Regions from separate parts of the Homo sapiens genome. Here region 2 is linked to region 1. A link is an interaction called in ENCODE POLR2A ChIA-PET data of the cell type or tissue named here. Cell type or tissue: OCI-LY7. All regions are shown on one strand. Each heading gives the region's core, and the rest is flanking DNA. Links, peaks and the distances in the headings are about the cores only. Region 1 has its middle 170 kb from the start of SPRY4-AS1. Region 2 has its middle 11 kb from the start of GNPDA1.

The links. ChIA-PET counts read pairs that join two places held together with the same protein. Peaks named below come from ENCODE experiments on the same cell type or tissue, not always from the same donor. Only the 100,000 strongest peaks of a DNase experiment are listed, where the experiment ranks them.
Region 2: POLR2A ChIA-PET joins it to region 1 with 19 read pairs; 3 of 35 experiments call an interaction of 5 or more read pairs at or near these places.

Annotation. Positions count from the first base shown.
Region 1 is chr5:142,484,879-142,501,527 of GRCh38, forward strand. No RefSeq gene overlaps it. Among named protein-coding and RNA genes, the nearest start is that of SPRY4-AS1, 170 kb to the left of the region's middle. In OCI-LY7, for the core only: no CTCF peak of the experiment used is centred there; no DNase peak of the experiment used is centred there.
Region 2 is chr5:142,015,758-142,032,406 of GRCh38, forward strand. No RefSeq gene overlaps it. Among named protein-coding and RNA genes, the nearest start is that of GNPDA1, 11 kb to the left of the region's middle. RefSeq lists an enhancer at 2,362-2,421 and a silencer at 2,572-2,631. In OCI-LY7, for the core only: no CTCF peak of the experiment used is centred there; a DNase peak (open chromatin) is centred at 9,324; H3K4me3 peaks cover 1,627 bases; H3K27ac peaks cover 1,234 bases.

The DNA.
Region 1 (16,649 bases), core at 3,184-11,183:
GAGTTAAGTTTAGTCCATCTTGGTTATGGTGGATGCTTCTGGAGTGAGTTAAGCACAGGAAAAGGGGCGGAACACTCACCCAAACCAGGATGTGTACCAGAGAGGGCTCCATTGTCTACAGCTCTCAAGGCTGTGTGTGATGCTGTGACTGCCTCCCCTCCCAGAGCTTCCTGCCTCCCAGGAAGAATGATCATTCCACTGTGCCTGCACATTCCTTCCCCTCTGCTGATAGGAACTTAGCCTCCAAGGGTTTGAAAACCAGCCTCCAGGGCTTGCTCTGCTCTTTACCCATTGCTGCTTATAAGTCAGGACCTGTGAGTGATAAACCTCTCCACCCCAGCCTTCACACCAAATGGAAAAAGATGGGCACCTTGGAGTATTCCTTTGAAAGATTACTGATTTCTCCACCCCACCACCACCTCCATCATGAAAGGTCCATCGATAGCCATCAGATTTCTGAACACACTCAGGTTTAGTGTCCCCTGCTATGCACCAGCCTTGGAGGCCTGGACACCCCTCCTGTTATTGGTGGATCCAGCCAGTGGTGCCTGACTCTTTTGCTCCTCACCTCCACCACCTCCTCTTGGACTTGGTTCTGTTGTTCATCCCTGTGTGGTACATGTCTATGGCCTTTCTTTCACCAGTGGCTTATTTCTCCCATTAAGATGTCCAAGTCTCACTGATCCTTAAAAGGGACCATCCCATGGCCCCATATCCTCTCTAGCCTCCACCCCAACTTTCTTTTCTCTTTCTCACCCAAGTAGTCTATGTGAACTCTGTCCACTTAACTCTCATCCTCTACCCAACTCATCGCTCTCTGGCTTCTTCCCTCACCATGCGAGGGAGCAACGCTCCCTGTGGCACCCACAGCTCATCTCCCCAGTGCTGTGTCTCCTTTGGCTCCTCCTGTCTTTGGACCTCCCTGCTGCACCTGGCCCAGGTGGGCACTGCCTCCAGCTTCAAACTCTCCTCTCTTAGCTTTTGAGACTTCAAGCTTTCTTGCTTCTGCCCCAATTTATTTGACCATTTCTTTCTCTTCTATATGAATTTCTCTTCTATTTCTAAAAACTTGATGGCCCCAGGGATACTTCCCTGACTGCTTCTCATTCTACTTCATCTCTGGGCAATGGCACCCACAGTCAGGGCTTCTGCTGCCACCTAAATGCCGGTGACTCCAAGATGTATATCTGCAGCTCAGACCTCTTCCCCATCAGAGGTGTCAGATGGAAATGTCCTCAGGGGCCAAGCAGGTAAAGAAAATGAATGAAACTGACTGTGAGTGTGGCAGACCAGAGAGCTGCTGGTTTTAGCCAAAGTGGGTGGCTGCTGCTGGGCTCCAGCCAACTCTTGATGCATAGGAATTCAGAGCCAGTGTCACCAGATTTTCCAATTTTCCCACAGAAGCTAGAAATACATAATCCTATTTGGAATCTCTCAAAGAGTAAATGTTGGTTCAATTTTTTTTTTAACATCTTTCTGAACCAAAGCCCATCCGAGAACTAGATCTGACTATGGACCACCACCCTGGGATCATGGTTTGCACTCCACTGACTGTTCAATGTCTTATTCCAGTGCCCATGGGCACTTCAAATTGAGCCTGCCCCAGACCATCTCTTCCCCAAACCCACCTCTCCTCCCCACCGTGTACCTTATCTCAGTTAGCAAACTTCCTTCTAACCTGCTCACCCAAGCTGGAAATATGGATGAGGGTGTCCTTTCCTTCCTCCTTTCCCTCCTCCTCCCACATTCACTAAACTCTACCAACATAACTTGCTAAATAAATCTTACCTATTCTTACTTCCCCATCCCTTACCACCATTATTGTAGCTTGGGCTGCTAGCATCTGTTGCCTGGCCCAGTAGCCTTTCAAGAGTTTTGACTGATGATTCATAGCAGTTGACTCTCACCATGTGTAAATTATGCTAAGCCAGACATGTAAACTTATCCCCTGACAATGATTGATTTTGGAATGGGGTGTGTGACCCAATCGGGGCCAGTGAGATGGGAGGGAGGGTTTGCTGGGAAGCTTCTGGAAAAGTTATCTTGCTAAGAAAGAGATACATAAAATAGGCCAGGCATGGTGGCTCACGCCTATAATTCCAGCACTTTGGGAAGCCGAGGTGGGTGGATCACTTGAGGTCAGGAGTTCAAGAACAGCCTGGCCAATATGGTGAAACCCCATCTCTACTAAAAATACAAAAATTAGCCAGGCATGGTGGTGTGCACTTGTAGTCCCAGTTTCTCAGGAGGCTAAGGCAGGAGTATTGCTTGAGCCCGAGAGGAGGAGGTTGTAGTGAGCCGAGAGCATGCCACTGCATTCCAGCCTGGGCAATGGGAGTGAACCCTGTCTCAAAAAAAAAAAAAAAAAAAAAAAAAAAGATACATAGAAGAGATGGCTCCCTTCTGTCTATGGTCATCACTGTGCCTGGATGCCTGGATGTCACCCTGGGAACTGCTGCAGCCATCTCTTGAAGATGAGAAAAGGCAGCCTGTAGGCAGAGCCAGCCACAGAGAGAAGTGGAGTGATGAGAAGGAGAGCGGTAGGGAAACTGGGTCCGTGGTGATGTTGTTGAGCCACTGAATAAGTCTTCCGTGTTGTTTGTCATCTCAGAGCTTCCAGCTATACCAGATAATACGTCCCTTGATAAATTCAGCCAATTTCAGTCAGAGTTTTGTGTTTAAGGAAGCCAAAGGCATCTTGGCTGGTACCCCTGTCTCCTGCCTCCAGGCCTGTGCTCCATCACTCCACGTGACATCTGACTGCCAGGGTGGTCCCTCAGGATGCTAATCTGATGGCATTGCCTCCTGCTCATGGCTCCTGTTGCCCATAGGATAAAGCCCCAGGACCTTGGCAGAATATACAAAGACCTCCATGACCAGGCCCCCTGCCTCCACAGCCAAACCAGTTCTCACTCCTTAATGCAAACCTTATGCTCACTGTAGTCTGCCCTGCTTGCAGTTCCCTACATACATCAATGACACTGTTTAACTCTTTCATTCATTTGACAAATCCACACAAGTGCAGACTCTGTGCCAGGAGCAGTTCCATGTGTGGGGATACAGAAGGGAACAATCCGGATGAAGTCCCTGCCTTCACTGATGTACCGGCTACTGCTCCAAGTCCTCTGCTGTCACCATACCCTCTCCCTAGAGTGCCTTCCCCTCTGTCTTGATCTGACAAATGCCTTCTTTTTTCAGTGCAGTGTTTAGCCCTTGAAATAGCTTTACATATAGGTTGAGTATCCTTCATCCAAAATGCTTGGGAACAGAAGATTTTCAGATTTTGGAATATTTGCATTATACTGGTTAAACATCCCAAATACAAAAATCCAAAATCCAAAATGGTCCAATGAGCATTTTCTTTGAGCATCATGTTGGCCCTCAAAAAGTTTTGGACTTTGGAGCATTTCAGATTTGGGGTGCTCAACCTGTATGTGTATTTCAAGTTGTTTACCAAATTTTTTATATTTTATTATATTTTATTTTATTTTATTTTATTTTAGGAGATGGAGTCTTGCTCTGTTGCCCAGGCTGGAGGGCAAATGGCGTGATCTCAGCTCACTGCAACCTCCGCTTCCCAGGTTCAAGTGATTCTTCCACCTTAGACTCTTGAGTAGCTGGAATTACAGGTGTGCACCACCATGTCTGGCTAATTTTTGTATTTTTAGTAGTATTTTAGTTTCGCCATGTTGGTCAGGCTGGTCTCGAAGTCCTGACCTCAGGTGATCCACCTGCCTCAGCCTCCCAAAGTGCTAGGATTACAGGGTGAGCCACCACGTCCGGCCCAAATGTTTTATTTTGAAAAACTTCAAACACAAAGAATTGTACCATGAAATATTCATGTATCTTCACGTAGATTCACTGATTAACATTTTGCCATATTCTCTCCTCACCCCTGCTGTATGTATGTGCGCGCGCGCGCACACACACACACACACACACACACACACACACACACACACAGGAAAACAAATGTTTTTCAGAACTCTTTGAAAGGAACCTATAGATATCATGACTCCTCACACATAAATAGTTCAGCACGTGTTCCCTAAGGCTAAGAATGCTCTTGGCCGGGCGCGGTGGCTCACGCCTGTAATCCCAGCACTTTGGGAGGCCGAGGCGGGTGGATCACGAGGTCAGGAGATCGCGAACATCCTAGCTAACACGGTGAAACCCTGTCTCTACTAAAAATGCAAAAAATTAGCCGGGCGTGGTGGCGGGCGCCTGTAGTCCCAGCTACTCGGGAGGCTGAGGCAGGAGAATGGCGTGAACCTGGGAGGCGGAGTTTACAGTGAGCCGAGATCGCACCACTGCACTCCAGCCTGGGCGACAGAGTGAGACTCCGTCTCAAAAAAAAGAAAAAAAAAAAAAAAAAAAAGAATGCTCTCTGGGAGCCTGAGGCAGGAGGATCTCTTGGTCCAGGAGTTTGAGGTTGTACTGCGCTGTGATCCTGTGATCGCGCCTATGAATAGCGACTGCTTTCCAGCCAGGGAAACTAAAAACAACAACGAAAATGCTCTCCTATATAACCACAATGCCATTATGCTCAAGAATTTTAAAATCAATATAATAATATTTAATATGCAGTCTGTATTCAACTTTCCTCAATTATCAGAAATATGTTTATGGATTTTTTTTTTTTTTCCCTACCAGGATCTTCTGAGCTAAGTTCTCATCTCCTTCTGGGGGCCTTCCTTAAACTCCTTCTGGCACTCACTGCTTCATGCTTCCAGAAAGCCATGTGCAGGTGGCTGTCATGGTCTCAGCCTCTCTTGTTACATGTGTCCACCCCTGTTTATATTGAGTCCCATGCTATGCTCACCTCCGTGTTCTCAGTGCCTGGTGCAGTGTGCGGCACATAGTAGGGACTCAGTACTTTTTGGTTGAGTGGATGATCAAGTAAGTGGCAGAATTAGAGACAAAACCCATGGCCTCATAGCTATTTTCTTGATTCCATATTTAACTGCTTTTTGCAGACAGTGATTGTTAATAATGTAAGAGCGGAAAGTCCTATCTGCCAAATGGTGAGAAGAGAGAGGTAATCTAGAAAGATAATTGTGAACAATGGAAAGAACCAACAATTAATGATGTTCAAGGTCATGCCCTTATAGAAGCATAACCCAGATCTCTGAGAACATCCATACAGGCAAAACCCTGCCTTCTAACAGTTGTTGCAAAGCCTCCGTCGTATTTGCAGTCATATCTTATAAACAGAATCCAGGACTCCTTCCAAGTGAAATGACTGCAAACCCCACATCTACCTAGAGCCACACTTTCTCCCAAAATGAACTTGTTAGCCCTCCAGGATGGGCTGATAAAACCAGGGAAAGTGTCTCTTAGCTTGGATGCATCATTTCTTCCCTCTTCAGTTCTAACTTTAAGTCTGGAGTTGGCTCTGATTTTTTTAAGTATATAACAGCTGAAACCATAATTAATATTTGGATCCAGGGACTCCAAATGTGAACCCAAAGAACATTTCCATTTTACTGGTGACTATTCCCTAACCAAGAAGAATGTGGAGGCAGGATCAAGGTCAGCCAAGTTATTCAGAAAGAGGCTGGCCATTTGTGGGAAGCGACCACTTGCTATGTTTTTTGGAGGACTCACTTTTTCTTTCCTAACTGGCCACAGTGTATGTTGCTTGGTCTCTTAAGACCCCTAGGTTCACTAGGAAAGTTCTTTCCAGCAACCACAGGGACCAGTCTAAAGGCCAAATAACCTGTCCATCTCACACTGTGCTGTGCACAGCTCAGACATCTATTAAGAGCCAGGCATTGTGGATACAAAGGTAAATAAGCCACAGCCTCTAGGAACTCATCATCTATGGGGGTAGGCAGACACACATAGTCCTCCACTTTATGGAAAATGCAGTGGGAGAGACAGGCGTGGACACTACAGAAAGGGTACCAGTCCAACTTGGGGAGGGCAAGTCAAGGAAGGCCTGGCTGGGGAAAGTGGGCACGGACTAGACAGGAATGAGGTAAGCAAGTTGGAGGGCTGTCTAGACAAGGGACATGGAAAGAGGCAATTATGGATATAGTCATCATCCTGATGAATGTGGGGACAAAGTGGACATTCACTATATGTTAAGATGATGCATGAAGAGTTCCATTTTTTTTTTAATCACATTATGCTGACAACAGAAGGCCAAAGACTATCTCCGAGTGGACATGGAAAGTCTTTGCCTCCCTGACACTGGGTGATCCTTTAATGTTATTCCCACTAAGGGTTAAAGGTTGAAGACAACCCCCACCCCCCACAGAAAAATTCAGTGAAGGTAATTATACCACCATCTATTTAGCTGCTAAAGAATTTACCATTCAAGGAGATGGGACCCTGCCTCACCAGAGGCGTTTAACAGGCCAGCGCTATCACATTACCCAGATTGTATAAAGAGTATGAATGATTTCCGCTCACAGACCTCTAATGGAGGTATCTCTTTACAAAGCCCCTACTTCAGGCCAGCTGAATGCCTCAGCAGTGCCTCCGAAATCCCGCGGTCCTAATCCCTTTAGCAACAAAGATCTGTTTCTTTGCTTAGCATGAAGTAGGCCTCAGAGGCCTGTGTGTGTCTTCGCCTGTAGGCCAGAAGCCTCCTGTTTACAATTTCCCTATTCCTGTTTTTAATGTTGTTCTGAGAGCAGCCACAAAGGGCTAGTTTTGTCCAGCAGGAACAAGGGAGCTATTAGAGAGAGAGGGAGGAAGGAAGGAAGGGGGATCGCAGGGAGGACTCCTCGAGGGATTAGCAGACACAGCTGTTCCCGAAGGGAGAGGAGCTTTAGGCTGTTTATAATTTCCGTCACATTTACATGTTTTAATATTTTATTTCCTTATTTTTTTTTTTCTGATCAGTTTCCTATCCACCATGTAAAGCGAGCATCTTGTGGCCATATTGACAGACTCAGAGTACCTGTTTCAAATGTTTGGGTCAGATGCTGCTTTTCCCTTCAGTGCTGTGCAGCTCTGGTGTGTCGGCCTCCAGCTTTTCCTGGGGTCACAGACCTCGCGACCACCAGGTGCCCAAGGAAATCAGTCGTTGAGGCGAACGGCTTCACTTCTTGTCCCATTTGTGTGTGTGGCTGGAATTCTCTAGCCTGAATGATTCATTTAGACTCCATAGACCACCACCTGTATTCACAGAGTCTCAGACCGACTTTTAAGATGCATTTCATTTTTGTCTCAAGGTTACATATCTAACCAGTGTGTTATAAAGGGTATTGGCCACAGGTAGAGAATGTATCATATTCCATATTTCTAAAATGGCTTATGGCAATTGCTTTAAGAGAATTATCCATGATTTCATCCTAAAGCAAACAAGTTTCCATTTGTGTCACCTTGTATTTCTTGTCTATGTACATACTCAGTGTTTGCATTTTACAATAAAACCAAAGATAGAATTTTAGTCTTAATTTTCCATAATATTATGGCATGCATATTATCCAAGAAAATTTGTTTCCAAAACAAAAAATTCCAAAAATTTCTATCCAAGAAAATTTGTTTCTCTTTTTTTAAAAACACCTCCTCCCTCCTCCTCTTACTCTCTTCCCTGTTACAAATATTCGCAGTGGGTTGTACATCCCTCCACATCTAGCTCTGTGCTCAAATAATCGTATAAAAGCTTTTTAAAATCTTGGATTGGAGGAATCATTATTTTATTAAAATGGAATTATATGTTATCTATTTCCCTGCATGTTTCCTTACTTAATATACAGAGGAAAATGCCTTTAATATAATATTTTTAAGCTGACATGGTGTATGCAGGGTCACCTTGCCTGAGAGCACCCTTTGGTTAAAGTTGCAGATGCCTATGTATATGGCAGTTTCATTTGTGCTCTGTTTTTCTTAAGTTTTACTTTTTCCTGGGGAAATTTAGTCAAGAAATAAATGACTTTCTCAAATGTCCAGTCGGCCCATTGCTGACCCTATGGGCTCTCATTGCCTTGGGGTAAGTTTCCAGACTTGAGCATCTTTTAGATCTGGCTGACATGCTACTACTGTTACAGAAAAGTTCCTCACGATAGTCTCAAAAGTTAAGTATATGCGGTTTCCTTTTGCAGGGGCCTGGGATGTGAGCTAATCTTTAAGTAAAAGAGAGAAGGGACAGTGATTAACATTCTCCAAACTCACCGAGGGACAGCTGTTCCAAACCCTTCCTTCCTGCTCAAAGTAGTTTTCAAGAGGAACCTAAGAAAAAAAAATTTTTTTTTAAAGAAGAATATGGAGTTCTTCCAAGATTGCTCAATTTTCTTTCTCTAAAGTAAAATAGTTCAAACCACGTGCCAATCCAAATGCACTTTCTGTATTCGGCCCCACTGGAAATGTGGACCATAAGATAAGATGCACAGCTTCTGGAATATTGTTTTTCAGATCTGGCCAGGAAAAAAAAAGCCACAATTTCAGCTGCTTTGATTTCCCCTCATGCTTTTTAAAGACAAATGCAAAGGATATTTCAGGGAACATGAGCTTCTGTGAGCCCCTGTCATCTCACTGCCCCATTGAATAGCTTTCTTTGGCAGGATTACAGATCTGAGGTGGTGATTATTGTTTTGGTGATAACATGCATTTTGAGGGGACCATTTTCTGATGCAAAAACTTTTTTTTTTTTTTTCACCCAGGCTGGAGTGCAGTGACATGATCTCAGCTCACTGCAACCTCCGCCTCCCGGGTTCAAGTGATTCTCCTTCCTCAGCCTCCCGAGTAGCTGGGATTACAGGCATGTGCCACCAGGCCCAGCTAATTTTTGTATTTTTGGTAGAGAAGGGGGTTTCACTAGTTGGCCAGGCTAGTCTTAAACTCCTGACCTCAGGTGATCCACCTGCCTTGGCCTCCCAATGTGTTGGGATTACAGGCGTGAGCCACTGCGCCCAGTGAGAAAAGGTTTTAAAGATGTCTTTGCATTCCAAGTATAAATTAAAGGTTCTGTGAATTTTACTAAATGCTTTTATTAAAAAATCTAGAATTACCCAATATACACATAACCTTTAGGTTTTGAATGTGATTGTTTCGTTAGCCCATGCCAAGGACATGCCCTTAACAGACGAACTATCTTCCTTCATCTGAAAATGGGGATTCTTTGATGCAAAGTGGTGCACGTATGGGGCCACGATATAGGGCAGGATCTCTGTGTAGCCATCCAAGGCAGCAAAATCAATACTGACCGTCAGTGGGTGGCAGACACCACAGTGCCAGCATCTTACATTCATCAAGACTATGTTAATGAAAATGCAGATGGGAGAATGCGTCAGACCCTTTTCTGGCTTTAGAGTGTGTATCAATTTAACTAACTCCATATACATGATCAAATTATAGGTGAAGAAAACAGAAGATGAAATTTGTCCCTTTTCCTTTTGCCCAATATACAATCTAAAAAATTAACCAAAAGGGCAAAAAGGAAACTTGGTAACATGTTAGTTTTTTTCAAAATTGATTTATTGATTTTTTTTTTTTTGAGACTGGTTCACTCTGTCGCCCAGGATGGAGGCACAATCATGGCTCACTGTGGCCCTGACCTCTTGGGCTCAAGCAGTCCTCCTGCCTCAGCCTCTCTAGCAACTGAGACCACAGGCTCATGCAACCACACCCGGCTAACTTTTAAATTTTCTGTAGAGATGGGGTCGCACTATGTTGCCCAGGATGGTCTCGAGTGATCCTCACACCTTGGCCTCCCAAAGTACTGGGATTATAGGCATAAGCTACCATGCTGAGCCAGGATTTATTTATTTTTTACAGTAAAAACTGCCTTTTCCAGGAAATAATAAAAAACATAATACAGAGTCAAGGAGAGTAAAAACGAAAGTCAAACCCCCCAGATTATATTCCCCAGTAACTACTATTTATGTGAGGTATTAAAATTAAGGAGAAGTACAAACATGCTCTCGTGGCCTAAGTAAAGACCAGCTCTAAATGATGCCAGTTCAATCAATTGAAAATAAAAAAATTCATCCTGAAACAATTTTTTTTTCATGTGATTATCCGGACAGCAGGGAACCAAGAAGAGTATTGGGATGGGGGCAGGAGGATGAAGGGAGGGCTGAGCTTCCAGGAACCCTGCTTTACAGAGCAGTTCTGGTTTTTTTATTTTTTCTTTTTTTGAGATGGAGTCTCACTCTGTTGCCCAGGCTGGAGCGCAGTGGCGCAATTTCAGCTCACTGCAACCTCCGCCTCCTGGGTTCAAGAAATTCTCCTGCCTCAGCCTCCCGAGCAGCTGGGACAACAAGCGCCTGCCACCACACCGGCTCACTGCGCCCGGCTCATTTTTGTATTTTTAGTAGAGACGTGGTTTCACCATGTCCAGGCTGGTCTTGAACTCCTGACGTCAGGTGATCCACCTGCCGCAGCCTCCCAAAGTGCTGGGACTATATGCGTGAGCCACCACACTTGACCTGCTACACTACTTTTAATGCTGCTTCGACTAATAGTATTTAGGCCTTATGTGGGCAAAGTCACAGTTATGGCTATGGATTGATTTTTTAAAAGGTGCATGCTTAGAATCGTCCAGATTTCAAATCTTCCAGGGGTTGGAAGTGATTGGAAATGTTTTCTCATGTTGAGTATTAAGAGAAAAAAAAACAACTCCAAATGCCCTACCATCTGTCTATATTACAAATTGCCCAGAGCTATGAGAATAGTTTTCTGTAGGAAAAATCGTGGTGGCTTATACACATAAAATGTGAACTTGCAGTTGCTGACAAATGCTGCTAGACCACAATCATGGTCCACCAAATTACATTTGTGGAGTGAGAGAATCAGAGGTCTTCCTTCCTATTATTGATTGTTCCCCATGTCTCATTCTGATAAAACATTCTTTCCTTGGATTTTAACCAGTGACATGGTGCAGAATTAGATCCACATGTGTTGATTTTTCCGTTCTATTTTTTCCCTTGGAGTCTGAAGAACGTCAGTCCTGGAATGCATGCATCAACCCTTTAGAGAATATTTTCTATGAACAAATACTCTAGCCTTTGTAACTACAAGTGCTGAAGTTACAGTAAAATATCATCATAATCCCTATTTTCATTTGCTTCTAACTTTCCAATAAGGTATCCTTTGGGTTGAAACTTTCCATGCTTCATTTCATCTCAAAGGTGAATTTATTTTGGAAAGTTCACACTAATTTAATTCAGGGACTTGGAAGGGATGTGAGAATAAAAATATACCTTCTTCTGCTCTGCAAACAAATGTAAGACTTCGGTCATAGATAACTCCAGAGTAGCCAAGCAGTGGAACAATAAACAGGTCTCCGAAAATCTGTTGAAGTAAAGCAGGTTGAAGTGATTAACCACAGATTTCTTGCACGCACTGAACAGCCTGTAGTGCCTTGAGGCTCTCTGGACTCTTCTGAAGGACCATGGCCAAAATGGGGAATCTGGGGGCCTGGGTGGGAGAGATGAGAGATTTAATTTGGGTCAGGGCAAACTACCGTATGGTCCACAAAGTTTTAAAACACACTGATTATTGTCAAAGGCTCTTCTTTTAAAAGAGGAGCTGATTGAAATGCCATAGAGACTAAGTTACTCAAGCCTGTGACATGATGTCTATGAATATAAGGCCAGAGTCCCTAGGACATTGAAATAGAATGGTCTAGAACAAGGTTTCTCAACTTCAGCACTACTGATATTTTGAGCCAGATAATTATTTGTTGGAGGTGGTGGCGGCGGTGGCGATTGTGTTGGTTGTGGTAATGGTGGTGGCAGTGGCGGCAGTGGTGGCAGCAGTGGCTTCAGTGTCCTGTCGGAGGTCTAGCAGCATCCTGGTCTCGACCTACTAGATGCCAGTAGCAATCCTCCCCCTCAACCCCCTAGCTCAAGTCATAACAATAAAAAATGCCACTGGGCATTATCAAATGCTTTTTTGGGGGTAGGAATAGCACCCAGCTAAAAACAGATAGTGAAACTTAAGAGTTTAAACCCATCTGAGCAAGGCATTTACAATAGAATGGAATCCGTGCAGTAGAAAACCTGACTTTTTTTTTTCTTTTTCTTTCTTTCTTTCTTTTTTTTTTTTTGAGACAGTCTAGTTCTCTCACCCACGCTGGAGTGCAGTGGCATGATCTCAGCTCACTGCAACCTCTGCCTCCCAGGCTCACCATGTTGGTCAGGCTGGTCTTGAACTCCTGACCTCCAGTGATCCACCCACCTCGGCCTCCCAAAGTGCTGGGATTACAGGCATGAGCCACTGTTCCCAGCCAAAAACCTGACATTTCTAATAAAGGCTTCTTAAAAACTAGAATCAGCATTGCAAAGAAGTGGCCCTCCCATCCAAAACCTGTCCTCCCCTGAGTTACACCTGGCACAAAGCAGATTCAAGCAGGTTTCAGACTCTAGAGCCCTGTCTCTTAGCCTCTGTGCCATTACACTCTGCCTGTACAACTGTATAAAGCCTTCCTTACCATTATTAAAAGGAAAGGTTTAAAAATACGTCTTTAGTAACCCAACAAATACTTATTAAATATGATAGGGCCCCATACTATACATTGTGTAAGACAATAATGATCACAATGTAATCCCTCCCCACAGTTGTGGCGCATAGTCAGAAGACTTAGAACATAACAGAACAGTGCAAAATGTGAAATGTACCTAAAACAAAAGTACAATCCAAGGACAACTGAAGTAAAAAGACTGTAGAGAACTTTTAACCTGGAGTAGGAGAAAATCAAACATGCAAATTCCCTGGAGAGATGAACACTGTCCTGTCTCCTATGAGACCACACTGTGTGGCAGGCACCGTCCTAGGCACAAGGGATAACAGTCTAATGAGGGTGGCAGATGTGAATCAGATGATCACACAGATTTTGGTGAGAGGTGCTAAATTTGAAAGGGACATGGTATGATGACTGTGAAAATGATTGAACTTTCTTTCCCCCTCCCCCTCCCCTCTTTCGACAGCGTCTTGCTCTATTGCCCAGGCTGGAGTGCAGTGGTGCAATCTCAGCTCACTGCACCCTCCGCCTCCCAGGTTCAAACCATTCTCCTGCCTCAGCCTCCCAAATAGCTGGGATTACAGGCGTGTACCACCACGCCTGGCTAATTTTTGTATTTTTAATAAAGAAGGGGTTCCACCATGTCGGCCAGGTTGGTCTTGAACTCCTGACCTCAAGTGATCCTCCTGCCTTGGCCTCCCAAAGTGCTGGGATTACAGGTGTGAGCCACCACGCCCGGCCTGGACTAACTTTAGATGAGTGGTCAGGGACATGATGGCTGACCTGAGTGCTGAAGGATAAGTAGGCGTTTGCCAGGTGAAGGAAGTAGGTATATACATGAATGTGTGTGTGTGTGCATTGTGGGAGTGGGAAGAATGAGGATATTTGAGGTAGTGAGATCAGCATGTGCCAAGGTCCTGAGGTTGAAGAGAACATAGGGCAGAGAGGCAACAGGAATCCAGTGAGACCAAGGCAGTGAGGGGGAGTAGAGACGAGAGCCTGCAGGGCCATATACGCTATGGTAACAATGTTAGTCTTTATTGAAATAGCAGTGGGACATCATTAAAGCATTTCAGGGAGATGAGTGACATCATCTGATTTGAGTTTTCAAAAGATCCTTCTGGCCGCAATGTGGAGAATGGATTAAAAGGGGCCAGAGTGGGCTGGGGCCTCTGTGGTTGTTCAGATGAGAAACCATGTAGCACAGAGGCCCATGCACGAGTTTGCTTTTGTTCTTTTTCATGGAAAGATCTTGCCTTTTTATAAGAAAAAAAAAAAAATGAGAAGACTCCAAAGGAGTCCTCTGTTGAGCTGGATGGTTCCATACCTCTGTCCCAGCTTCTGGCAGGTGCCAACAATGCTTGGGATTTCTTGGCTGGTGGATAACATTGCTCTGAGCTCTGCCTCTGTTTGCACACATTGTTCTCCTCTCTGTGCGTATTTGTATCTCTCTGTCTCTTTTCTTTTCTTTCTTTTTTTTTTTTTTTTGAGATAGAGTCTCGCTCTGTCTGGCCCAGGCTGGAGTGCAGTGGTGCCAATCTTGGCTTACTGCAGTTTCTGCCTCCCGGGTTCAAGTGATTCTCCTGTCTCAGCCTCCCAAGTAGCTGGAACTACAGGCATCTGCCACCACACCTGGCTAATTTTGTATTTTTGGTAGAGACGGGGTTTCACCATGTTGGCCAGGCTGGTCTCGGACTCCTGACCTCAGGTGATCCACCCGCCTCGGCCTCCCAAATTGCTGGGATTACAGGCGTGAGCCACCGTGCACAGCCTCTCTGTCTCTTTTCTTAAAGGACACAGGTCACTGGAGTTAGGGCCCACTCCAATCCAGTATAACTTCATTTTAATTTAACAAATTACATCTGCAAGACCCTATTTTCAGGTAAGGTCATATTCTGAGGTTTCTTGTGTATAAGTGGAATACAATGATTCAACTTAGTACACAGCCCATCCTGACAGTGTCAGGACATTGGGTATAGACTTATTTCAACCAGAAGAGATCTGCAAAGAACTCCATTCAAGAAAAGCATCCTGAAGTTAACATCATCAACTGGAACTGAGTGGCCTCTCTCTCTAGGCAGGCAGGGACCCTCTGGTTATCATGTAGCCTGCTTTGTTCATTTATATTATCTGGCTGGCTCCCATAGACATTTGAGTTTGTGACCCCAGGTTTGCAGTAAAAGTGAACAATATTATAATGTGGGAACAACTGGAGGCTGCCGGGGAGTGTGTGACAGGGGGACCGAATTTAGTAAAGGTTGCGGAATGGGTGAATGGCTCTATTTGAAGGCTGTAGTGCAGTTGTTCTGGCAACTTAATCTCTGGAAGACCACAGATGATGTCTATTATATCCCTATGCACCAGCTATGACCTTGGAAACAGGCCATCCTGACAGCATGTCAAGGAAGTTGTTATAGGGAATTATTTCAGCCAGAAGAGATCTCTGCAAAGCAATCTGTTCCAGCCTACTGTGTCATGGAGTAGTCCCCACGTCCCCAATTTTTTTGCTGGAAATGCAGCGGCAGCCAGCGTGAAGCCTACACCTGTCATGAGCTAATGTTTGATTCCTGCCAAAGTTTGCACTTGGGTTCCATTACCAGGGTAGAGAGTCCTTCCAGGGAAGCGTGTTAATGTTTAACCCTTTACCCACAAATTCTGTCTGTCTCCCGGAGAAACCTACCACTTGCCAAACCACTACCATGCCCTTTGGAATTTTGCTTTTGCTTTTTAACATTTTTTGGTTTTGCAAGCAGACTAGAGAAAGGAAAATTAATAGAAACTGGGCTTCACATGCAAGGTCCATAGGCCGTTTTGAAAAGTCAAGGAAGAGTGAAGCTCATCCTTGGCCAGGAGAATATGCATTGGCAGAAATGATATAAAGCCTGATATAGGAAGCAAACCTGTTAGTGTGTTAAATGTCTCCTTTCTTGCCAGCTGCAGCCTGAGCAGGACCTATGGATGCATGGTTGGGAGGTTAGCAAATCCAAGCCTCAGAATAACAATCCTATTGCTGTGTCTAGCAAGGGGCGGGAAGCCTTTTTCAGATGGAGATTTGCATTTCACTGTGTATGTCCCTACTATGAGAGTTGGGGGTGGTCTTAGTGGGGAAGACCACTCCACATTCATTCCTAGCCTTTGTAGACTTGAGAATGCTCTCATCAGGTCAGGGTTGGAGTCAATGAAGTGGAGCTAAGTGGTACAGAGGCTAATGGTTATCTTAATATTTGTCAAGGAATTGCTGAGTGCCTGGGAGAATGAGAGGGCTGGGGCTCAGGCTAAGAGTTGGGAAAGCAGAACTGGCGGTGGAAAAGCACTTGGGACTAAGACATGATTATGTGGAGTATTAGGGAATGAAGAAACTCTGGAGTAGGAGGCTCTGTGTTGAGAGAAGAGATGTTTACAGAACTGGGCCTGCACATAGTAGGCCCTCAGGAAATATTTGTTGAATGAAGAGTGAATGATGAATAGAGAAATTGTCAGCTGTCAAGTTGAGGTTCCTGGAGCCGAGAAGAGTTACTTTGTTTTATTTTGTTTCTTTTATGTATGTTGGGGGAGAAGTCCCATTGCTAGGAAAGACATATCCAATTTATTTAAACATCTTAAAATTATTTCTAATTGTATAAGTGATACATAAATACATCGTTCTTATAAACAAAATCAGAAAATGTCAAGTAAGACTGAGGTCCTTCACCACTAGTCCGAATCCCAGGGCCCTTTCCTCATACTCTCCAGAGAATCTGAGGTTTTCCATTTGTGCTTAGCCTTGAAGACCTTGATGAGCCTTTACAAGTATATTCATGGCTATTTAAACATGTTATTTTGTTTATTGGTGAGAAATGATTATGTAAATCATATGGTAAGTAGTAGTCTGCCACTTGCTTTTGTCACTCAACAGAAGTGACCTAGATCCCTCTCCATATTAGTCCCTATATGTCTTCCTCATTCTAACTGCAGCATAAATGTTCCGTGGATTGACTCTACAGGTTGAGTATCCCTTATCTGAAATGTTTGGGAACAGAAGTGTTTTGGATTTGAGATTTGTATTATTTGCATTCTACTTACCAGTTCAGCATCCTAAATCTGAAATCCAAGATGCTTCAGTGAACATTTGCTTTGAGCATCTTTTTGGTGCTCAAAAACTTTTGGATTTTAGAGCATTTTGGATTTTAGATTTTCAGATGAGAGATGCTCAACCTGCACCACAGTTTGTAGAGCCATCCCCTATGGATGG
Region 2 (16,649 bases), core at 5,154-13,153, 470 kb before region 1:
AGAGACTCCATGGCTCTGGCCATGATTAGTTCAAGGCCAGGCAGGCATGGAAGACACTAACCCAGCAGCCATTCAGAGACTCCTTCTCCCTTGCTGCTTCCCACTGGAGAAACTGGAAAGTCAACGACTCTCACAGCTTCTCCCACAGCTACGGGGTGGCCAAGTAACTTCATTCTGCCCAATGAGGGAGGAGGATGGCTTCTGGTTAGATATTTTACTTCCTGAGAAAAGTGCTGTGCTTGAGAAACAAACTGGCGGTTTCTGGTTCCTTCCCTTTCCTTCCTGCCTTGAAGGCAGTTGTGATGACTGAAGCTGGGGAGGCCACGTTGTAACTGTGAGGCACCAAGCATAAGGATAGAGTGGAGGAGGGAAAACACTTATGTCCTTGATATCTGACTAGTGCTGGGACCTCCTACTTCTGGACTTCTTCTAAGTAAATGGTAAATGTCCTTATGGCTTAAACTTTAAATCATTGTTAGGAGAATTTCCTGTGACTTGAAATTGAAAACATGACTCACTGCTAGAGCAGGTGATTCAGATCTTCCTTAGGGTTTATGCCACTACTGGGGGAAAATACACTTCTCCTGAGATCTTGAGCCGTAAAACAGAGGAAAGCTTAGAGCTACAGAAAGGTACAACAAATAGAAGAGAGACACAGAACTCTGATGACATCATTTGAGCCCCCTAGAATAGCATGTCTGAAGCCAAATATACCCTTTTGGGTTTCGTGGTTGAGTGAGTGAATGAGTGAATACATAATTAAATATCATTTTCCCCTGAAGCTAGTTAGAGGAAATTCTGGAAGGATATTTTATTAGTTATCTATTGCTGTGTAACAGATTACCCCAAAACTTAGTGGCTTAAAACAACAATAATGACTTATTTCTCACAGTTTCTGTGGGCTAGAAATTCAGACAGGATACAGTGGCGATGATATCTTGCCCCTCAACTGAAAGACTCAAATTCTGGGGCTGGAATCGTATGAAAGCTCATTGACTCACATGTCTTGACAACAGGTGCTCACTGTCAGTGGAACACTCACACATGGCTCTCCTTGTTGCCTGGGCTTCCTCACAACATAGCGGTGGGTTCCAAGGGCAAGCGTATCAAGAGACAAAGATGGGCTAAGGCTGTATCCTTCTTCTGACCTAGTCTCAGAAGTCATATAGCATCACTTCTGCTGAGCTCTGTGGGTTGGAGAAATCACAAGCCCCTATCCAGATTTAAAAAGAGAAAACATAGACCCCCATCTCTCTGTGTAAGAAGTTCAGTAATATTATAAGAAGAGCATGTTGGACGGGATACATGTACAAGTATGGCCATGTTTAAAAAATACAATCTGCCACAGACACACACTAACTTGTTATTAAGATGTGATCTGGCCAGGAGTGGTGGGTCACACCTGTAATCCCAACACTTTGGGAGGCAGAGGCGGGCAGATCACTTGAACCCAGGAGTTTAAGACCAGCCTGGCCAACATGGTAAAACCCTGTCTCCACTAAAAATACAAAAATTACCCGGGTGTGGTGGCACGTGCCTGTAATCCTAGCTACTCAGGAGGCTGACGCGTGAGAATCGCTTGAACCTGGGAGGTGAAGGTTGCAGTAAGCTGAGATCGCACCACTGCACTGCAGCCTGGGTGACAGAGCAAGACTCTGTCTCAAACAAAACCCCCTGCCCCATTTGGCAAAAAAAAAAAAAAAAAAAAAAAAAATTTAATAAAAAGATTTGATCAAAGTAATTGACCATCTACTCTGTGCTGGTCACTGTGCTAAAAGTTTTTAAAGCATCGTCTCATTGACTCATCATATTTTTTCAAAGTGGGTGCTGCGGGTTGGATACATTCTGCCTAATATTTGTATGAAATGAATGATTTTGTCTTGAAGGAAAAACAACAACAAAACCTTGAAAACTTAATGAATCTTATGCTTCCATCCAAGCCAAGTAAATTGCCACCTGCCCTGCAGTCTTCTTTTTCATTCATTTATAAAATATTTATTGAGCCTTTACCATGTGCCCAGCACTATTTTAGGTTCTGGGGACACAACAATGAACAAAGCAAAGTCCATACCCTTGTGGACCTCCAGGCTCTAGGAATTACATTTTTATGAATTTTAGTAACTCGGTGTGACAGCCAGCCTCCAAGACGGCTCCTAGTGATTCACACGCTTATGTAGTCCCATTCCACAGTGGATGGGGTGACCTGTGTAACCCAACAGGATAGTGCAGAAATGATGGGTGTGTCTTCTAGGGTTAGGTCATAAAAGCCATTGCAGCTTCTTCTTTGTTTTCTCTCTGGGATCACCTTCTCAGTGATGTCAGCTGCTCCATTTCCACACTGGAGCAGCCTTATGGAAAAGCCCAGGTGGCGAGGAAACAAGACAACAGCCATGGGAGCCATCTTGGAAGCAGATCCTCCAGTCCCAGTCAAGACTGCAAATGACTGCAACCCTGGCCAGTAGCCTCACTGAAATCTCATGAGAGACCCTTAACCACAACCACAACCACAACCACTCAACTAAGTCATTCTTGATTTCTTGACCCACAGAAGCTGTGAGATAATAAACACTTGTGGTTTTAAGCTGCTAAATTGAGAATGATTTGTTATGCAGCAATATATCTAATACGCTCAGAAAAAAAATCCACAAATGGGGAGGGTGGCAAACAAGAGATTCAACCTTTGTAGCCAGTCCCTTGTGTCTGGAGGTGCAATGTCTGACCCATCAGAGACTCCCCACTCCCCACCCCTATACTCCAACATCCTGCCCCCTTCCACATGTTTGTGGAATCCCCTGCCAAGGCTTTTGCTGAGCCTTTCTTTCTGCTACTTGCTGTTTTCCACCTTTTCATTTTCTGAGGCCCTGTCTTACCTCCTATAATGATAGCCATATGTCACTACTCCCTGCATTTCCCATACTCCCTGTAGCTCAGTGGTACCTTGCACATAAAAGCCAAAGCCCCAAGTGGCTCAGAACACTGGCTCTGAAGCCCATTGGATTCAGATTCTGGATCAATCACTAATTAGCTGGGACACTTTTCTTAACCTTCCTGTAGTTCAGCTCCCTCAATTGTAAAATGGGGATAATCATAATGGCCACTCATAGGATAGTTGTGAGGATGAAATGAATTGACACGTGTAGAGCATTTGGAACTGCTCTACACAGTCTGTCACCCAGGCTGGAGTGCAGTGGCACTATCTCAGCTCACTACAACCTCCACCTCCCAGGTTCAAGCGATTCTCCTGCCTCAGCCTCCCAAGTAGCTGGGACTACAGGCACATGCCACCACACCCAGCTAATTTTTGTATTTTTAGTAGAGACGGGGTTTTGCCATGTTGGCCAGGCTGGTCTTGAACTCCTGACCTCAAGGGATCTGCCTGCCTCAGCCTCCCAAAGTGCTGGGATTACAGGCATGAGCCACTGCGCCCAGCCAACCACTAATTCTTTTTTTTTTGAGACGGAGTCTCGCTCTGTCGCCCAGGCTGGAGTGCAGTGGCGCAATCTTGGCTCACTGCAAGCTCTGCCTCCCGGGTTCACGCCATTCTCCTGCCTCAGCCTCCCGAGTAGCTGGGACTACAGGTGCCCGCCACCAGGCCTGGCTAATTTTTTGTATTTTTAGTAGAGATGGGGTTTCACCGTGTTAGCCAGGATGGTCTCGATCTCCTGACCTCGTGATCCGCCCGCCTCAGCCTCCCAAAGTGCTGGGATACTAATTCTTAATTCTAACTAAAAAATCTCTTTGCCCCAACAGCACACCCACATGACCAGCCAAAGTGGGGTTCTACCTTGCTTTCCTTTCAATTTAGCTCTGTTCTTCTCTTCCTTGTAGTAAACTTCTGTCAGTCCTTTTGGCTTCTCAGTTGTTTCTCCCTTCTTCTCTCTCATCTCAAAAGCCCAGATGTGAAACCACCAAAAACTGGCTTCTTAGAGGGCAGAAGAGAGGGGAGAAGCCTAGAAGGCAAAGGAATAATTTCTTTTTTCTTTTTCTTTCTTTCTTTCTTTTTTTTTTTTTTTTTTTTTGAGACAGAGTCTTGCTCTGTTGCCAGGCTGGAGTGCAGTGGCGTGATCTTGGCTCATTGCAGCCTCCGCCTCCCAGGTTCAAGCGATTCTCCTGCCTCAGCCTCCCAAGTAGCTGGGACTACAGGTGTGCGCCACCATGCCCAGCTAATTTTTGTATTTTTAGTAGAGATTGCGTTTCACCATGTTGGCCAATATGGTCTCGATCTCTTGACCTCATGATCTGCCTGCCTCGGCCTTCCAAAGTGCTGGGATTACAGGCATGAGCCACCATGCCTGGCCTTTCTTTTTCTTTTTAATTTGGTAAAACACACACACACACACACACACACACACACACACACACCATTAAGCTTACCATCTTAACCATTTCTAAGTCTATAGTTTGGTAGTATTAAATATATTCACATTGTTGTGTGACCAATCTCCAGAACTTTTTCATTTTGAAAAACTGAAACTTTGTAGCCATTAAACAATTTTTTGACTTAACATAATGTCCTCAAGATTCATCCATGTTGTAGCATGTGACAAGATTTCCTTCTTTTTCAAGGCTGAATAATATTCCATTGTATGCATATACCACATTTTCCCCTACTATCTGCCATCCATTTACTTAATTGATTTCAGTACACATGTATAGCAGTACCAGGATTGTAACCCTCACTCCCGTGTGAAACAACTTTATCAAATAGAGCACAGTGCTTATGTACAGCTTCTTTTGCCTTTCATCTGACAGGTTCCACTAATTTCCAAAGTTACTTGTCAGCATCTTTCCCCCTCTATAACTTTCAGTGAGGTTGTTTAATACATTTTAATGCAGTTATATTGTTTTGTCACATTCTACATTCTGTCCTGGGATCCTTCTCCTAAATGATTTTTTAAAAATTGGTATACTCTTTGTGCTATAAAATTCTATGGGTTTTGAGACATGCATAGTGTCAAAAATCCCCGAAAATATAGGGGATTTTTTTAGGACAGTGAAACTATTCTATATGACACTATGATTTAGGACCTATTTAACTCTCTGAACCCCTTGGCAATCATTAAACTTTTTATTCATTTATTTATTTATTTTTGAGACAGGGTCTTGCTCTCTTGCCCAGGCTGGACTGCAGTGGTGTGATCACAGCTCACTGCAGCCTCCACTGCCCAGGCTTAAACAATCCTCCCACCTCAGACTCCTGAGTAACTGGGACTACAGGCATAAGCCAACATACCTAGCTAATTTTTAAATTTTTTTGTAGAGATGGGGTCTCACTATGTTGCTCAGGTTAGTCTCAAACTCCTGGGCTCAAGCAATCCTGCTGCCCTGGGCTCTCAAAATGCTGGGCTTACAGTCACACACCACCATGCCCAGCTTTTTTTTTTTTTTTTTTCTGTGGAGATGGAGTTCTGCCATGTTGCCCAGGCTGGTCTTGAACTCCTGAGTTCAACTGATCCACCGGCCTCAGCCTCCCAAAGTGCTGGGATTATAGGCATGAGCCACCGCAACTGGCCTCACTGAGCTTTTTATCATCACGGTAGTTATGCCTCTTCCTACCACATTTTGATTATCCATTCATCTGTTGATGGATGTTTGAGTTGATTCCACCTCTTGTCTATGGCAGATTCCTTTTAAAGGGAGAAATGAGAACAAATTTAGTAATTTTAGACTCCATCACAAGAAAAAAACTATATAATAAATTGTGTGGCTCCAACATTAAATGAGAAAGCGGGTCATAGCTTGAAGAGTCTCACAGGGCAGAGCAGGGTACATGCAAGTCAGGGTTCAGAAATGGACTCCATGGCCACACTATCTGGCTTCGAATCCCAGCTCTACCACTTTTGGGCTGTGTAACTTCTGTGTAAGTTATGACATGTCTTTGTTCCCTAATGGCTTCACCCATAAAATAGGAAAAATAAGATCTACCTTACAGTATGTACTATTATTATCAAGAGCAGTTGCCTCACGAAGGGTAAATGATGTAATGCGTCTAAGGCAAATAATAGCTGCCACATTGTATGTAGTATTATTCTCAAGAATAATAATCTTGCCTGTAATCCCAGCACTTTGGGAGGCCGAGGCAGGCAGATCATGAGGGCAGGAGATTGAGACCATCCTAGCTAACATGGTGAAACCCCGTCTCTACTAAAAATACAAAAAATTAGCCAGGCGTGGTGATGGGCGCCTGTGGTCCCAGCTACTCGGGAGGCTGAGGCAGAATGGTGTGAACCCAGGAAATACAGCTTGCAGTGAGCCGAGATTGCGCCACTGCACTCCAGACTGGGCGACAGAGCGAGACTCCATCTCAAAAAAAAAAAAAAAAAAAAAAAAAAAAAGAAGAATCTCAGGGAGGAGCAAATGATTTGACAAATATAAAGCCCTTAGAACAGTGCCCGGCACAGAGTTAGCCCTCACTAAGGGACCATTACCATTATTACTAGGGTTTTGAGATGGGCTCAAAAGAGCCAGGATTTGATCATTTAAGAGGAGGAGGAAGGCATTATAGGCAGGCACAAACAAAGGCACAGTGGCACGGAGGCTGAGGGAGTAGATTTAACAAATAAAAGTACAGAACATCAGTGAAATCTGAATTATTTATAATTGCCTGTGCATATGTACACTGAGATAGAAAAATATTGCATGCACTGACTTATACTTTTAGTAAATTACTTTTAGTAACATATTCATTGCTTATCTGAAATAAATTGTAAATATCTAAATTACATACCTCTTTAATTATATTTCCCTGGAGATTTTGTGCTCCCTAATAGTTCTTCATTTTGCAGAATTTATGTATAAAATTCCTTACTATTAGTCTGTGTTCCATTTACATTTTATCATGACTTCTGCAGTGGTTGCATCCAATTTATTTTGTTCTTTTGGCCACTGAACATTCATTAATGAGAAATCATGCTTGACATTAGCTTTACAAGCCAGTGTATTGAACATACATAGGCATAAAGTTACCAACTCTGAGAATTACTCTTCAAATTTGATTGGCTGAAGCACATGTGTCATCTTTCATGCATAACTTGCTTTTCCGTTCTTCAGGATCACATTGCATCTTTTGATCAATGACTCTTTAAAATGTTGTCCACTGACAAGAAGGAGCACTGTCATCAGTTTTTATTCCTTCTTTTCATTACACTACATGTAGATTACAATAGAACTTTTGATGGATGTATGCAAACAGGTACAATGTTTATCCAAAGTTGAAGCAAAGCCTGAATGATCCTATGAAAGATATTGGCTGTCCTGCCCATGTTCTCATAATGCTGCTTAAATAGCACTGGATGTTTTCTATTGAGACTGAAGTAATTATCATGAAATTTTTCACGTAATGTAATCATTTAGGTTTTGCTTCAACTTTGAATAATCATTGTACCTGTATGCATAACATATAATGTAGTGTAATGAAAAGAAGGAATAAAAACTCATGTAATAAATTAAAAAACACATGTAATATAATGTAGTATAGATTTTATTCTTTCTTTTTCATCACACCACACATGGTGATTCCACTTGTACCCACACTGGAAAAGTATTTAGTAACATCCATGTAAAAAACTGAATTTTTCAAGGGATGAAATCCATCTTGAAAGATGGTCATAACAAGTGTTGTAATAATTGTCCACTCTGAGCTAAAATGTATTTTCCTGTTCATATGTAATGTCCCTTTTAACAATAGTTTTGATAATTCAAGGGATGCATTTTTCATCAATTCTCCTTCAACACATTCAACAAATACATTTAGCAATGGAGTAGTACTTCCATAACACTATTTGCTCTTTCAATTTGCAGAATCCTATAGCAGAATTGACACTGAAAACTATGAATGAGAAATAACTAGGCACCATTCAATGGATTATTTTAAAAGTCAAGAATTTTGGGGGCCTTTTCTTCATAATTAAAGTATAATTTCAGTGCTTGAAATAAATGGAAGATTCTCTCAACTATGTTTGTTAAAGAGATCCAATGGATTTTTGAATGCAAGAGAAATGAATAATTCCGAATGCCAAAATCATAAAAATCCTTAAAATGTTCAGTTAGAACCCTATAAATACTAAAGTAAGAGAACAATTTCATGATAATTACTTCAGTTTCAATAGAAGAGATCCATCCAATGCTATTTACGCAGCATTATGAGAACACGAGCAGGACTGCCAATACCTTCCATAGGATCATTGAGGCTTTGCTTCAACTCAAATAAATAGTGTACTTGTAAGCATACATCCAACAAAAGTTCTATTTGTATTATTTCCAACGAAAGCAGTAAAAACGTTTTCATTAACTGCCAACTCAAGAGGCTCTGCAAATATTTGCTATTGTTTCTGAAGTCTCACCTGGAAGGGATTCTACCTGCAATTGCCTTGTTGCAAGTGTTTTTATGAGAAAACTAGTGCGCGCAGGAAAAGTTGTACCTGTATTGTGATACTTGTATTGTGGCTATGCCACAAAAAGATGAGGCATTTAGATATTTGATAATCTCTGTAATAATAAATGAAGCTATTATATTTTTTATTAGGGCAGTCGATTTTATCCTAGCATTTGAAATTTTGCTTGCAATTTTGGAACCAGAAAATACTTTGTCAGTAGTATGTTCAAATAGTTATTTGAGCAGAAAGACTGATAATGATATAGTGTGGAAGGCCATTACAACTTCTATTACAACTATTTTTGTCTTAATCTGAGTTTCTCTTAATCAAAAAACTTTGTTGGTGTATCACTTTTCTTAGTACTGGTTGAGAAAATCTTACATCTCTTTTATGTTTAGCCATTCATATATGCTAGTTTCCATCTAACTTTCTATCATTTTTATACTAAATGAACAATTACTGCACAAAGAGCTTCAAAAGGACTTTTCCTTGTTTAATAAATGTCCACTGGTCAGAAATTTCATCACAAAATTTACACTTGCTTTTTGACAATCAGTGGTTCAAATATACGCAAATAAAAAACAGATCATATAAACTACTGCAAAAATGGAAGACTGACTTTGCTAAGCTCAGCCGCTTCAGTACATCTGTCACTCGTAAGTCCAAACTCATAACAAACCATAAACAAGGTCCAACTGTTAAAAGAGTTGCGTTACATTGAACCTGACATCTGATGCCAAAAGAAAAAAAAAGTGAACTTCCGGTTTGCTTGCAAGAGAGAACCGTACCTCTATGGGAAAGTCTCCCAACCCCCAGGGCTGATTTAGTGTAAGGTTTAGGGAAGCGGGTCATGCAGGGTCTGGTGGCGCTTCTGAAGCCTAAGTATTTAGGAATCTAAGGCCTTTCAGCTGTGTTAGCAAATCACAGGCGGAGGCTGCCTTTCGCCTCCGACTTCCGGGAGCGCCGGCGCTAGAGCGAGACACTTGCTCATTGGCTGCTGTCGAGCAGCGGAGGGGACCGAGGGGCCGGCCCTGATGCGCTGCCTTTCGGGCTGTAGTGGATCCGCTTACTTTTAGGAGTGCAGTTACTGCAGCGATGCTGTCGCCGACTGGCTGATTTTCAGAACGTGTGTATGATTAGAAGTTATCTCTAATTAACGGTGGCTCCTGTTCATGACTTTGGGCTTCTGCAAAGAACAGTGTTTTCCTTTCCCGAATAAAAAAATAAGTACCCTTAATTCTCAGTCTTCCCTTCTGTTCTTCCCTCAGCCGAACCTGCATGAAACCAAGAAGGTATTGTCCAAATCTTTATGGAGATACGCTTTTCAGCTAGTGTTGCCATTTAGGTGATTTAATTTAGGTGCCAGTTACTGTCGAGGAAAAGTAGCTCTGATGATTTTTGAATGTATTGAAAAAAGCTGAACACAGGACATTCAAGGAGTCTTGACAAAGTCAAGTAGACAAAATACAGGATGTGCCCCACATACACAGCCAACTCTATGGGGAAAGTGAGACGGGAAGGGAGGGAAAGCCCCATATCCGACAGAAAGAAATCTAAGTCCTTTGTCTTTCTGGAAGGGCATCCATGGCATCCCGGCTTGTTAAAGAAAAATATTAGAACAACCTAAATATCCGTCAATCAGGGACTGATTGAATAGTTTTGCACACTTGTAAAATGGAATACAATGCAGCTACTAAAAAGGAGCCAGTTCCATGAGCTGATAGGAAGACTACCACAATAGTTAAATAAATTTTTAAAAGCAAGATACAGAACTCCGTATAACATGTGTGCTAAAACATGCATGAGGGTAAGGAGGTAAGAATAAATATATGTTCCTGCGCGCATAGACAATTTCTAGAAGGATGCTAAAGAAACAGGTCGCAGAGATCTCTTTGGGGGAAGGGAACTAAAAGGCAGCAAGCGGAGGGAGTCTTCCTTTTTATGGCATATCCTTTGATACTGTTTTCATTTCTTTATTCTCTGTGATGCATTATGTCTATATATACACATATATAATAACAATATATATCATATCATATATATGATATATTGTATATAATATATATCATATATAATATATGATATATGATATATAATATATAATATATACATATTATATATAGTCTATATGTATATATATACATATATGTATATACATATACATGTATATGTATATACACATATACATATATATGTATATATACACATATACATATATATGTATATATACATATACACATATATATACATATATGTGTGTATATATATACATATATATGTGTGTGTATATATATATACATATATATATATATATACAGAGTCTCTCTCTATCGCCCAGGCTGGAGTGCAGTGGCGCGATCTCGGCTCACTGCAAGTTCCGCCTCCCGGGTTCACGCCATTCTCCTGCTTCAGCCTCCCGAGTAGCTGGAACTACAGGCGCCCGCCACCGCGCCCGGCTAATTTTTTTTTGTATTTTTAGTAGAGACGGGGTTTCACGGTGTTAGCCAGGATGGTCTCGATCTCCTGACCTTGTGATCCGCCCGTCTCGGCCTCCCAAAGTGCTGGGATTACAGGCGTGAGCCAACGCGCCAGGCGCATTATGTATATTAAACAATTTTAATTATATATTTTATATATATATATAGAGAGAGAGAGAGAGAGACATTTATTGCAAGGAATTGGCTGATACTGTTGTGGGAGTTGGCGAGGGAGTTCTGAAATCCATATGTCAGGCTGTGAGGAAGGCATGCAGGAACTCTTGGGCATGAACTGAAACTGTTGTCCAATTTCTTCTTCTGGAAACCCTCAACTCCTCTCTTCTAAGGCCTTTCAACTGATTGAATCGGGCCCACCCAGATTATTTTGGACAATCTCTTATTTCTCCTTCCTTCCTTCCTTCTTTCTTCTTTTTCCTTTCTTCTTTCTTCTCTTTTTTTGAGACAGAGTCTCACTCTGTCGCCCAGGCTGGGGTGCAGTGTTGTGATCTTGGCTCGCTGCAACCTCCGCCTCCTGGGTTCAAGCAGTCCTCCCACCTCAGCCTCCCAAGTAGCTGGGACCACAGGCATGTGCCACCACGCCCGGCTAATTTTTTGTATTTTTTCTAGAGACAGAGTTTCACCATGTTACCCAGGCTGGTGTCGAACTCCTGGACTCCAGCGATCCACCTGCCTTGGCCTCCCAAAGTGCTGGGATTACAGGTGTGAGCCACTACGCTTGGCCTCTATTTCCTGAAGTTAACTGACTATGGACTTTAATCATATCTACAAAATAACCTTCACAGCAACAACTAAATTGCTATTTGATTGACTGAGGACTGTATCCTAGACAAGTTAACATATAAAACTGACCCTCAACCTATATTAGTCATTCTTCACTGCATGACAAATTACTCTAAAATGTAGTGCCTTAAAACAACAACATTATCTTAAAGTTGCTGGAGGTCAGGAATCTAGGTGCAGCTTAGCTGGGTCTTTTTTTGTTTCCTTAAATTTTTTTTTTTTTTTTTTTTTTTTGTGGAGACAGGATCTTGCTTCGTTGCCCAGGCTGATCTCCTGGTTTCAAGCAATCTTCCTGCCTCAGTCTCTCAGTCTTCTGGCCTCAGCCTCCCGAAGTACTGGGATTACAGGATTGAGCTGCCACACCTGGCCCCTATCTAGGTCTTTTTTTTTTTTTTTTTTTTTTTTGAGATGGAGTTTTGCTCTTGTTGCCCAGGCTAGAGTGCAGTGGCACTCTCTCGGCTCACTGCAACCTCCACCTCCTGGGTTCAAGCGATTCTCCTGCCTCAGCCTCCCAAGTAGCTGGGATTACAGGCACGCACCACCACACCTGGCTAATTTTGTCTCCTGGTTTCTACTTTATTTGTTATCCCTAGTGTAAGAAAAAAGCAACCTTGATGTTATTGCACACTTTATAGGCTAGGACACACACAGCCTTCTTGACTGTTCTGGAGGGCTGCTTTTAACTGTCTTGCCAGAGCATATTTACTATTTCCCCATAGTATATAATCCTTGGGTGTGGGGAGTAACACATCTACCTGTCTTGTGGCCATGCAAGACCACACTTCTAAGTTACCTTAACAAATAATCCTCTACCAACAAGCTGGATTTGTCAGCCTCCTTTGATTTCTTGGCTCTGGCATTTGGGGGTCGCTCTGCATATCCAGCCCCTTTGCGGAACACTGGCTCACTCACATGCTTATTGGTAGGATTCAGTTGCTCATGAGCTGTCAGCTGGAGGCTTCCCTTGGTCCTTGCCACGTAGGCCTCTCCGCAGAACATCTCACAACATGGCAGCTTATTTTGTCAGAGTGAGCAAGAGACTTTTAATTATTTTGAAAACAATGAATTTTTAAAAATCGAATGTATGGGCTGGGCATGAACAGGAGGCATGGATAGATTTGCAGGTGTGGACAGGATGTTTCTGAGCCTGGTGACCCTTCTGCAGGTGGGTGGACCTCCGCGCCTGGCTGATCAGCTGTGTGGGACACTTCCCACGTCTCCAAGTCTCTTCCATATCACGGAGCACAAGAAACAGCCTGGGTGGAAATGGGGGAAGTCCTAATCCCAGAGGGGAACAGCTTCATCCCACATAGCGAATGACTGAGAAGAAGAGCTCATGATAAATGTGCTTAACTGCACAAGCAGCCAAAGGGCACAGGAACCATCTGATTATTCTGTATAGAATTCATTTCCTAGGCCGGGCACTGTGGCTCACGCCTGTAATCCCAGCACTTTGGGAAGCCGAGGTGGGAGGACTATGAGGTCAGGAGATCGAGACCATCCTGGCCAACATGGTGAAACCCCGTTTCAACTAAAAATACAAAAATTAGCCAGGCGTGGTGGTGTGCACCTGTAGTCCCAGCTACTTGGGAGGCTGAGGCAGGAGAATCGCTTGAACCTGGGAGGCGGAGGTTGCAGTGAGCCGAGATCGCACCACTGCACTCCAGCCTGGGTGACAGAGCAAGACTCCGTCTCAATAAAAAAAAAAAAGAGAAATTCATTTCCTGAGAGCTCCCTACTGCTGATGGACAGAAACACCAAGGAGGGAGTCTCTGGAGCTTCCTTGGAATTTCATCACAAAAAGTCTCCTCTTTGGGGAGTCAGCTTGCTTTGAAGGTAATAACTCCTTTCCTGCCAAAAACAGTTATCTGCAGCACGAAATGTATTACAGAGAGGTAGTATGGTAAACATTGGTGAAAATGGAGGGGTTGGGAGCAGCAGAACTCACTGTAGTGTATAATCACCCTTGTGCCAGCTGCTGATACTTACTGAACACTTACTGTGTCTTAGGGATGGTTCCAAGTGCTTTTCACACATTATCATTTCACTTAGTCCTTAGAACAACCCCCTGAGGTAGGCATTGTTTTTCCAATTTTACTGATGAGAAAACTTGCATAGACAGGTTTATAAGTCACCCAAAGTCACCAAGCTGATAAGTGGCTGACCTGGGGTTTGAACTCCGGTGTCTGTACTCCTAGCCATTCGACCGTACTGCCTCCAGGAGAAGGCTTCTCTCCAGCACAGCCTAAAAATGAGTTAAAAACGTCAGCATTCATTGAGTCCTTATTGTGTTCCTCAGGGCTAGGAGAGATGCCATGGGCAACATTTGGTGTTTCTGAGTGCCAGGGTGGCTCCTAGAGTGTGAATGTTGTGTGTGTGTAAAATATACATAACATCAAATTTACCATTTAATTCATTTTAAATGTACAGTTCAGTGGCTTTAAGATTTTTGTATTATTATTATTATTATTATTATTATTTTTTTGATACGGAGTTTTGCTCTCGTTGCCCAGGCTGGAGTGCAATGGTGCGATCTCGGCTCACCATAACCTCTGCCTCCTGGGTTCAAGTGATTCTCCTGCCTCAGCCTCCCGAGTAGCTGGGATTACAGGCATGCACCACCACGTCCAGCTAATTTTGTATTTTTAGTAGAGACGGGGTTTCTGCATGTTAGCCAGGCTGGTCTCGAACTCCCAACCTCAGGTGATCGGTACTCCTCAGCCTCCCAAAGTGCTGGGATTACAGACGTGAGCCACTATGCCTGGCCTTCTACCACTTGTTAATAGCATGTGCATAAGCTTAGTTATGAGTCTGTTTGAGGCTCAGTTTTCCTATCTGTAGAAATGGAGATGTTGATAACTTCCATTCATTTATTCATTAATTCATTCAGTGAATCTGTTGAGGGCTTACTGTGGGCCAGGCACTGGGGATATAGTGAGAATTCATAGAATTTACAGAATGAGGGGTTAGGAGAGAAAGGGAAGGACCCAGGGGTGAATTACTTTGCAAAGGGAAGAATCATTTGTCTTGGGAGTAATCACTCCCTTACATCATAGGTACACAGTGAGTATACCACTGTGAGCCTGCACTTTATTCCTCTCTATCCCACTATCCAACAGAAGACCTACAAAAACAGATAACGTTATTTAGGGTTCTGGGGTTGTAAGCAACAGAAACTGACTAGCTCAGTTTAACAAGGATTACTGGGAAATGATTGGGATTGCTCCAGAATCAAAAGAAGAGATAAACAATCAGTCCTCAGGGAGGCCCCGAAGAGCCCAGGCAGTGACAGGAATCTCAGCGGCAACTGTTTGTGGCCCAGCCTCCCTTGGGGCTCTTCCTTAGATGGCCTGCTCCAACCTTTGCCTCCCATCTGAGAGTCTCCTGCCCCAACTCCCAATGCCTGATTGCCCCAGCTCAGGGCACGTGGGGCAGGGCTGCTGCCTACAATTACAATTAGGCTTTGTAAACTTCAGGGGTTACCCATCATAGTCATCAGAGGTTTGAACACTCATTATGACAATTGTCTAGCAAATAGCAGTAAAATGTCGTGAGGAATGGTGTCTTTGTTCAAAGTCACCACTGAGGCAAAAAGAGTAAAACTTTATCTAGGACTGAGAGTGAAAATCAACTTGTCCTGGAAAAGAAAACAGCAGGTTAAGAGGACAGAAAAGTTAAAGCCAGCTACAAAGCCGGCAAGAAACATTGTTCCTCCCAATGTCGTAGTGGCTGTGAAATGCTGTAAGGACCCTCTGCAAGTGGCCACTGCTCTCTTACCTATGACCAAAGACAAAGGCAGAAGCGTGCTTTGCTATTCTCATTTAATACTGGGGATAACCAACTGCTCAGCTGCCCTGGCCTCATGACAATGCTCAATCCGTAGTTAATCCTTGCTCTTCTTAATCCCTCATCCAAAACAGCATCCAATCCAGACTGATGCCTGCTTCCCTTCAACCCTCCTTAGAATCCTTGAGCAGGAACCCAAATCTTGCAAGACAGCTGCCCTCCTTCCGGAGATCCTCTGGAGTGCTCCACCTTACTGCTCGGAGGAAAGAAATCTGAATTCCTCAGACTGTAGGCTCATTTCTGGTGGTCTCTGGCTGATCAGGTTTTAAAGAAACTGTCAGGGACTGGAATAGAGGACTGTAATTGGCAGTCCCACCAGAACCATGGGAGAGGGGTAGGCAATTCCCCAAAGGAAAATGGAGTGCTGTCATCAGAAAAAGGTGAAGGTATTGAGCATCCAGACCCAATGGATGGCTCTTGGAGTAGGTGCTCAATTAATCCTAGTTGTTATTCGTGAGGTTGTCTTTTAGAGACACTACAGCAAATTATATAAAGTTATAGATTATAATAATGCATAATAATGATTATTTGCTGCGTGGCAGGCATGATATATCTACTACCTCATTTAATTCTTAAAGCAAACTCACACTTACTTTATAGGTCTCCACAGTTTCTAGGACATGCTTTCTGTATAGGGAGCATCTTCCAGTGTGAGTACTGGTGATGTTCCACTCGTCAGAGGGACACAAGGAAAAGATGGCAGTTGCTATCATCTCAGGATACCATCTCAGTATCTAGGCCAGCCTGACAGCGCTCCTTGGATCCCTGTGGATCTCCGTGGGGCTGTGTGTGAAGTCCAAAGCGGCTTCAGACCCAACTTACTCTGCTGTGGGGCAGGGGACTTGTGCTCTGCTCCAGCAGCACTGACAATAACAATAACTAAAAACACTTAGAGGCTGTTTTACTACATGCCAAGGACTGTGCTAAGAGCTTTACGTGTGTCATCTTATTTAACAGATGAGGAAACCAAGGCCTGAAGATGTTCCTTATGAAGGTCACACAGTTGATAAATAACAGAGCCAGGACTTGAACCAGAAGCTGTCTAGAGCTCATGGGCTAAACTACAGGCTGTATTGCTTGGCTGATCTGCGACCATCTGTAAATGCAGCCTCTTTATAGTTTTTACTTGTTAATTTATGTGCACATTTCA